Regions from separate parts of the Homo sapiens genome. Here all the other regions are linked to region 1. A link is a loop called in an ENCODE intact Hi-C map of the cell type or tissue named here. Cell type or tissue: PC-3. All regions are shown on one strand.

What was found. Peaks named below come from ENCODE experiments on the same cell type or tissue, not always from the same donor. Only the 100,000 strongest peaks of a DNase experiment are listed, where the experiment ranks them.
Region 2: a loop joins it to region 1, with 2.6 times the contacts of the local background. A loop is called at or near these places in 10 of 110 quality-filtered maps.
Region 3: it touches region 1 in a loop (4-fold over the local background); 14 of 110 quality-filtered maps call a loop at or near these places.

The regions. Positions count from the first base shown.
Region 1 is chr9:91,191,570-91,194,069 of GRCh38, forward strand. LOC124902208 (a long non-coding RNA gene) reads left to right here and starts at 1,453. Exons shown (of 2, transcript XR_007061660.1): 1 at 1,453-1,547; 2 at 1,809-2,500. RefSeq lists enhancers at 262-431, 1,398-1,692, 2,111-2,370, 2,274-2,500. In PC-3, no CTCF peak of the experiment used is centred here; DNase peaks (open chromatin) are centred at 1,552 and 2,162; H3K4me3 peaks cover 874 bases; H3K27ac peaks cover 2,304 bases.
Region 2 is chr9:91,244,932-91,247,431 of GRCh38, forward strand. The region is part of intron 6 of AUH (AU RNA binding methylglutaconyl-CoA hydratase); the gene reads right to left. Among named protein-coding and RNA genes, the nearest start is that of LINC02937, 83 kb to the left of the region's middle. In PC-3, no CTCF peak of the experiment used is centred here; a DNase peak (open chromatin) is centred at 1,130; H3K27ac peaks cover 1,708 bases.
Region 3 is chr9:91,130,462-91,132,961 of GRCh38, forward strand. All of the region lies in intron 1 of LINC02937 (long intergenic non-protein coding RNA 2937), which reads right to left. All of the region lies in intron 2 of LINC00484 (long intergenic non-protein coding RNA 484), which reads left to right. Among named protein-coding and RNA genes, the nearest start is that of LINC00484, 13 kb to the left of the region's middle. In PC-3, no CTCF peak of the experiment used is centred here; a DNase peak (open chromatin) is centred at 1,260; H3K4me3 peaks cover 520 bases; H3K27ac peaks cover 2,441 bases.

The sequences.
Region 1 (2,500 bases):
GACTTGATTTTGCTGAGTTTAATGCCACTCATTTCACTTTCTGTTGGCCAGAGCCCGTTTCCCCTGCTTGAAGGCACAGAACCTTGCTGGGAGCCAGGCAAGCTCTCTGGACGGGATGGGCAGCCCCAGGGCCAGCCATCCCAAGTCTAGGGCTTGCTGGGGCCTAGACTTTTGACCTCCAAAGGGTACGGAGTCTGGGGACCACTCTGCACACCATCCTCCATCCAGAGAGAGGGGCCATTTCCATCCTCATTCGGTTTCCCATATTCAGGGGAACTCCTCTCCAAGAAGAAACAAGGGCTCAGTTCCATTTCTGACTTCTCTCTAGGTCAGCACGTGCGGTCACTTCACAGAAAAATGGTGTGGATGTGCCAGACTGGGGACAAAGGCCCTCTGTTGTCCCCATTACCTGTGGTTTCCTGCCACAAAGGCTACACCAAGTACCTTATAAAGAAGGGCTGAGCGCTTCATGGATTTACTCAAAACCCAGCGCTCTGGGCTACTATGACCCCAGCCACCAACAGGTGTTGAGACTCCCCTGAGGCCCCGCCAAAACTGGCTGGGGTTTCCTCTCCACCTCAGTGCCACCCCTGTCTCCAAGCCCATACTCCCAGGCATCTCTCAATCACTACCTCTACAAGACCCCAGGGTCTGGGTAATGGGGGCTGGCAGAGCCTGGACTCATTCCTGCAATGACGTCGGATACCAGCGGCACCCATTCCCTCTCCAAAGCTCATGTCCACAAGGGCAAACGATAGCATCCCCCTCCACCCCGGCAGTAAGCAGCAGCGAGTCTCACCAATTTGAGAGTCTCTAGAACAACAGATGGTAATTTGTTGACACAAAGATTTAAGGGGACTCAATTACAGTCCCACTGAAAAAGCTCTCTCTAAAATAAGAAAGTATACAGATTCCTCAGCTCGCAGAAATTGCTGACAGCTTTGTTTTCAACCCTCCAGGAGTAAAAAGAAGCTGACAACTTATTTTTGCAGGTTATGCTCATTCAAGTCTATTTTTAGATCTTGTTCCTAAATAAGTACACCAGAATAGCATTCAGTTTGAAAATCACCATCTGTTCAGAGCAATGAGCTTGGCCTCGCTGGGCTGGGTATACCTGGCCCATGGCAAGGTGGCAGTCCCCTTGTGGACTGAACCGAGGGGGCAGTTTCAGGTCTCCAAGTGGTGTTTGAAGAATGCACTAAAAACAGTCACAGGCAGTTGGCATTTTAAATGCCCATTAAACAACTATTAATATATTTTATTTATAAGCTGAGAACCACACAAAAAATGCCCTTGGCTTTTTAAAAAGAAGTTCAAATAATCCCTTGTATTTAAATAGATTTCTTATAAAAAGGCGATCCAGCCTAAGTTTGGTAGTTAAGATAAAAATTAACCTATGGAAAAGAAAGCCAGCTCAGAACGCTATAAAAAGGCCCCTTCCCCCCCCCCCTTTCTTCCGGTGTATGGTGGCCCTCCCCTCCCTCTGCAGCCACTTGGTAGTGACTCACGCTTTTCTTTGGAAATGCAGTTGCTGCGTGAAACACAACGTGAGAATGGGAATCTGACATATGAGTAACCCGGCCGAGAGGCACCTCTTGGAAATGACACTGGGCCTTGGCTAGAATTACGCACAGGCCCTGGGAGGGCTGCGGCTCGTAGGCCCGTAGGGGGCAGGGTGAGGGCGGAGGTCCTGGCGCCCCCAGGCCTGACCCGCCCGCACCGCTGGGCTATTTTTAGCGTCCACTAAACTTAGCCGACTCCACCCTCTTGAATAACCCACATCTTAAAATGCTATTTTTCTCCAACAGGTCAAAAGAATTCTGCGAGTTAGAGCGCAGATTAAGTTGCTAGCGACGGGCATTGAAGGTTTTAGAACCGAGAAAATGAGCCGGTGGCGGGGAGCGCGTCCTCAGCGGCCAGGCCCGGCACGGGGCTCGGGCACTCGGGGACACACGGTGGTCGTCGCTGTGTCTCAGCAGGACCCTGTGCGCTGGAGAGCTTGGGGCCGCGAGTCGCGCAGCAAGGAGGCTTCTGGCTTCTCTATTTTTAGCCTCTGAACGTTTTCCAAAATAATTACCAAAAGGAAATACACACGCACACATGGACCTAACACACAAAACGTCCTTCTGCGGGAAGCCAGCACTAGGAAAGAAAAAAAAAAAAATCCGAAGTGAAATTATGACACAGGGTTTTGTAACCCGCGGTGGCGCGCTTCTGAAACCCGAGCCCGGCAGCGGCTTCTTATCTGCACCGCGTTCCAGGAAGCAGCCGGCGTTTCGGCCGCGCAAGGGCAGCCGCCGCACGTAGGCAGCGTCCCCCAGCCCGGGACCCGCAGGAATGCGAGGGGCAAGACAGATCGCCGGAGGAGCAGGGGTCAGAAGTCAGTGTTTAACCACTCACTGGCTTTCGGTGAAGCCAGAATGTTAGCAGCGAGTCGCGGTCGGGGGCCTTGGGGTTGCACACGCTTGCTCCAAGCACCGAGGCTCAGCTGAGCACATGC
Region 2 (2,500 bases), 53 kb after region 1:
TCTTTAAACACTGAAAACAAAATATGCATTGATTACAAATTTAAAATGTATATTGCAGATTTCTCTATTTAGCTAGCTCACAACTAATTCCTAGACACCCTCTTTGAACTCAATCAGAGCAACAACAATTAGTTGAATAACCAGAGAGGGAAGGGATGAGAGGTGGGGAGGAAAAAAGCAACGAGAGAGGAAGTGACACAGTTGCATGGCACAAGCATGAAGAGCAGGGCTGGGAGCACACACAAGAGATTTCAAGTGTGGGCCCAGCAGGTGGGAACTGGAACCACGGCCCACCCCAGGAGCCCCGTGGGGAAGCATGGCCTACCCCAGGCACAGAGTTGGCAAATGGGCAGAACTGTGAAAAGTATGAGACTATTACACCCTCTTCCCATGAGAAGACAAAGGGGTGCAATGGCAGCCAATGAAAAGTTTTAAAATCAGAACGCTTTTTGAGAAACAAGGCCCCACTTCTCAGCAGGGAGTCCCACAGAAGACAGCCATTTTGGTTTTTATCTGATAAGAGGAAAGCTGGAGAAAGAAGAAAAATATCAAAATCACCTAATCACTAATCACCCCCAACAATTAAGCAAGGGTTGAGTAAAAAGTAAAGCAAAAGTGAAAATAAATGAAACAAGATCAGTGGGACCAAGATGACTGAGTAGGAAGTGCCTGAGTGAGAAGTCTATGAAGCATCAATGACTGGAGCTGACATCTGCTGATAGAAGCAAACGGGTGCCAAGTGACTTATGGGCATTATCTCATTCAATCCTTCCACCTACCCCAGGATGTAGGGACTATCATCTTCCTCCACACAGATGAGAAAACGGAGGCCTAAGGTAGGGCCTGGAGCCAGGATGCAAGCCTGGGGAGCCTGCTCTGGCCCTCTCCTCCCCTGTGTTCTAGAGGGAGTGCACCTTTGACCCCTGCGCTGTCCCTAAAAACACTCATGGACTGTGCCCATCCTTCTTGTCTAAAGCTGGCAAGATGTGACGGGGATGGGGACAGGAGCAGGGCCCATAAACACCAGAGACCTACTGTCCTAAAATGCCAGACCCCTGTCCTGAGCTGGGAAACCATATTAAGCAAAGGGTGTGTCTCACAGGAAACAGATATGAGCAGATTCGGTGGAGGCAGCCTGGGAAAAGATATTTACAAAGCTGAATCATGGCCTCCCGCCCTGCTGGGTGATTCCTGCCTCCTCTCCTCCCATTCTCTCAGACAAAGAGGAAAAGCAAAAGAAACACCACAACAATTCTGAGCCCTCAACCAGAATCAACCCAAAGCTCACTCGCTGTGTAAAAGAAGAAGAATACTGACAGAGGTTCATGCTAAAAAAACAAACAAACAAAAAACCACGTGGAAGATTAACAAAAGACATGGCATAGTTACTGGACAAGACAGGCCAGCCTCCCCACTCCTCAAAGCAAACCAAACCAAACAAGCCCCCTACTGAGGACAGCAAAGGCACACACATGGCATCCTAAAGACACCGTCTTTTATTTAAGAAAGCCTAACTAATAACTGAAGAAAAGTTCCCAGAAGTGCTTACTATGAAATAATTTAGAGATGACATAAAATCAATATATGAGACTCAAAGAGGCGATGGCAAATGAACACGCTGAAATGAAAAACAAGATTGCAGAGCAACTGAAACACTGAGGACCAAAATAACATAAATACAGAACTAATAAATGAATTAGAAATAGCATGCTAGAAGGAATAAGGCTAAAGTCAGAAATCACGCCAAAGGCAAAACACTTGTTTAAAGGTGGTATATGCACACAATGAAGTTAGAAGCTAAGCAAATAAACGTTAAGAGAATAGGCATAAAGGATAAATGACTATTTAACAAGGAAAACTGCTGTTTCTAAAGCACAAAATCCAAGAGTTAGGAATAGAAGACAAGTCTATGGCTGAAAAGCCACATGATGAGGATGGCAAAACAGCAGGCTGGAAAGTCTGGTAGTCCCCATCATGCCTAAGCAGCGGAGCCATGCCAGCAGCGGAGCCATGCCAGCAATGCCTTCCCAGACTTCTTATAAAAAGATACCCAAGGCCTTGTTAAGCCACAGTCAGCTGAGTCTTCTGTTACCTGCCTCCTTTCCCCGACAATCCTTCAGCCTACTCACACTCAATTCCCTTCCATACAGCCTCCTCCCACTGCTGCAACAGCTCAGCCACATTCTTTGCAGTGAAGCCTTCTTTCCTCTCTCACTGCACATGGCTGGCAAACTCTCCTCCGTACACTGCATCACCCTTTTAACCTTTTCTGAGTCTACATCCGGACAGAGAAACACTGCTGCAGAGACCCATCAACTTCAACCGATAGTGCTACTCTGCAAGAGGGTAAGGGGGGCAGCTAACTCTCACTCCCCATAAAGGTGGTTGCCACAGCACCATTCCCCTTCCCTGCCTCGCCCCTCAGTCAGTCACACTCTTATGCAGATCATCTCTCCTGTCTCTCCCACTCCCACTGGTCCATTTTTCTCACTCTCACAGC
Region 3 (2,500 bases), 61 kb before region 1:
ATTGAAGATAGTCCATAAGTCCCTTACTTAAACTGGTCATAAGATGTCTTTGTCACATAGAATAAAATAAATATCTTGAGTCCATACGAGTAGAATAAATAACAGAATAAAATGGGTAAGTAAATGGGGGAGGAGAGAGAGGTCATATGGAAGAATTCTACTAACAAATGCAGAAAGAATAAGGAAAATACAAAATCATCATTTGGTGAACACCACAGTAATGGTGGTTGCAGGCAAAGTCTGCCAAATGTTTGTGGATAAAAGGGATATTTGCCTAGTGCCAAAGTATCTCCCCACAAAATGTCTATTAATCAGAGTGAAAAATATAGATGTCTATTCATACAAAGGGAAAAATTAATAGAAAAGGAAAACTAGTTCTTATTTATGTTTACTTTATAATTTCTTATTGTATTTCTTATGTCTTACATTTTTTATTGATATTTACTACTTGTGCACTAAGCAATGAAGCAGACACTACCTTAACCCAATGATCAAGGCTAACAAAACCAACAATGACACATATTACATCACGTGCCCCTGCTGCACTGCACTGACAAAGGCACTTCTGAGGTCTTCTTGCCTAAAACTCATACTCTCCATCAAATCATAAGAAAACATCAGACAAACCCAAATTGAAAGACGTTCTTCAAAATAACTGACCAGTGCCCTTCAAAAGTGTCAAGATCAAGAGAAACAAGGAAAGACTGAGAAGCTATCCCAGATTGGAGTATATTAAGGAGCAAGAGCTCAGTGCACTGTGGGATCTGGATTGGATCCTGGGACAGCTAAATGATGTTACAGGAACATGGGAAAACCTAAATGAAGTCTGTAGTTAATAGCATTACACCAGTGTTGGCCCCTGATTTTTTATAGATGAAGGTTATATAGTCACTCTGATTTTTTTTTTTTTGCAACCTTTCTGTAAGTCTAAAAGTATATCAAAATTAAAAGTTACTACAGAAAAAGACATCTGGGTCAGGCAAGCTCAGGTATGCTCCCTTGTCACCAGGATAGAGCCTGAATCTTCCTTCTCCCCATTCCCCCGGTCAACCCCCAGGCTCCTGTCCAGTGCCAGCCAGAGTTGGGGAGCTTTAAACCACTTCAGTACCGCTCTTGGAAGGACACAGACTTTTTATTTATTTGGAGGGCTTTGCAGAGAAGCTGTTACTGGATTTTATGAAATGACGAAAGTAGTACGTGCTCATTGTAATAAGTCAAAGAAAGAACATGTATAAAGGAAACAGCAATAAATGACTCATCCTGCCACAGTTCATCCCCACCCCATTGACAGCATTGGCATGCAGCCTCCTGCACGCTCACCGTGCACATACGGACCACAGAGGCCTGTGGTTCTCTCTCCTACACGCACAGAGAAATGGACTCAGATCACAAATATTATCATATTCTGAAACTTGCTTTTTCATTTAACAATTCATCATGGGTATTTCTTGGATACAGAGATATAGAATTCTACCTAACGTTTAGAGAGCTGCATTCTATTCCGATATTCTATAGTATGATTGTATTCTGGTTTAGTCGACCAATCTTTTTTTGATGAATATTTGTATCATTTCCACTTTTTGCCATTATAAGCAATAAATATATCTTTATCTATTGGCATTTTTGTTCCTGAAGAACAGTCTCTAAAAGGAAGGATTGTTATGATGAAACATTCTTATTTTAATAAATACTCTTGTATTACTTTCCATAACTATTTTAACAATCGCATTCCCACTAGCAATGCATGGAGAGCCTTTTTCTTCCCTCAAACTCTCACAAGCCTTCATTCATTCGGCAAGGATTTTTTGCAGGGCCGACTGTGTCTCACTCAATTAAAATGTTGCTTTAACATATATTAAATTCCCAGCCGGGTAAGGTAACTCATGCTTGTAATCCCAGCACTTTGGGAAGCTGAGGCAGGTGGATCACTTGAGGCCAGGAGTTCAAGACCAGCCTGGCCAACATGGCGAAACCCCATCTCTACTGAAAATACAAAAATTAGGCAGGCGTGGTGGTGTGCACCTGTAATTCCAGCTACTCAGGAAGCTGAGGCACGAGAATCACTTGAACCCAAGAGGCGGAGGTTGCAGTGTGCCAGGATTATACCACTGCACTCCAGCTTAGGTGATAGAGCAAAACTGTGTAGAAGGAAGGGAAGGGAAAGGAAGGGGAAGGGAGGGGAGGGGAGGGGGGGAGGGGAGGGAAAGGGAGAAGGAAGGAAAGGGAGCGAAGGGAGAAGGAAGGGAAAGAAAGAGAAAGAAAAAGAAAGAAAAAGAAAGAAAAAGGAAGGAAGGAAGGATGCAAGGAAGGAACGAAGAAAGGAAGGAAGGAAAGAAAGGAAGAAAGAAAAGAAAAAGGAAAGAAAGAAAAAAGGAAGAAAGAGAAAGAAAAGAAAATATATTAAAATCCCATATATATTTGGACCTATTTCTGGTCTATGGGCCTCTTTCATTTTTTTCCTACCCATTCTACTCTGATTACAGTAGCTTTAGAGTATAAT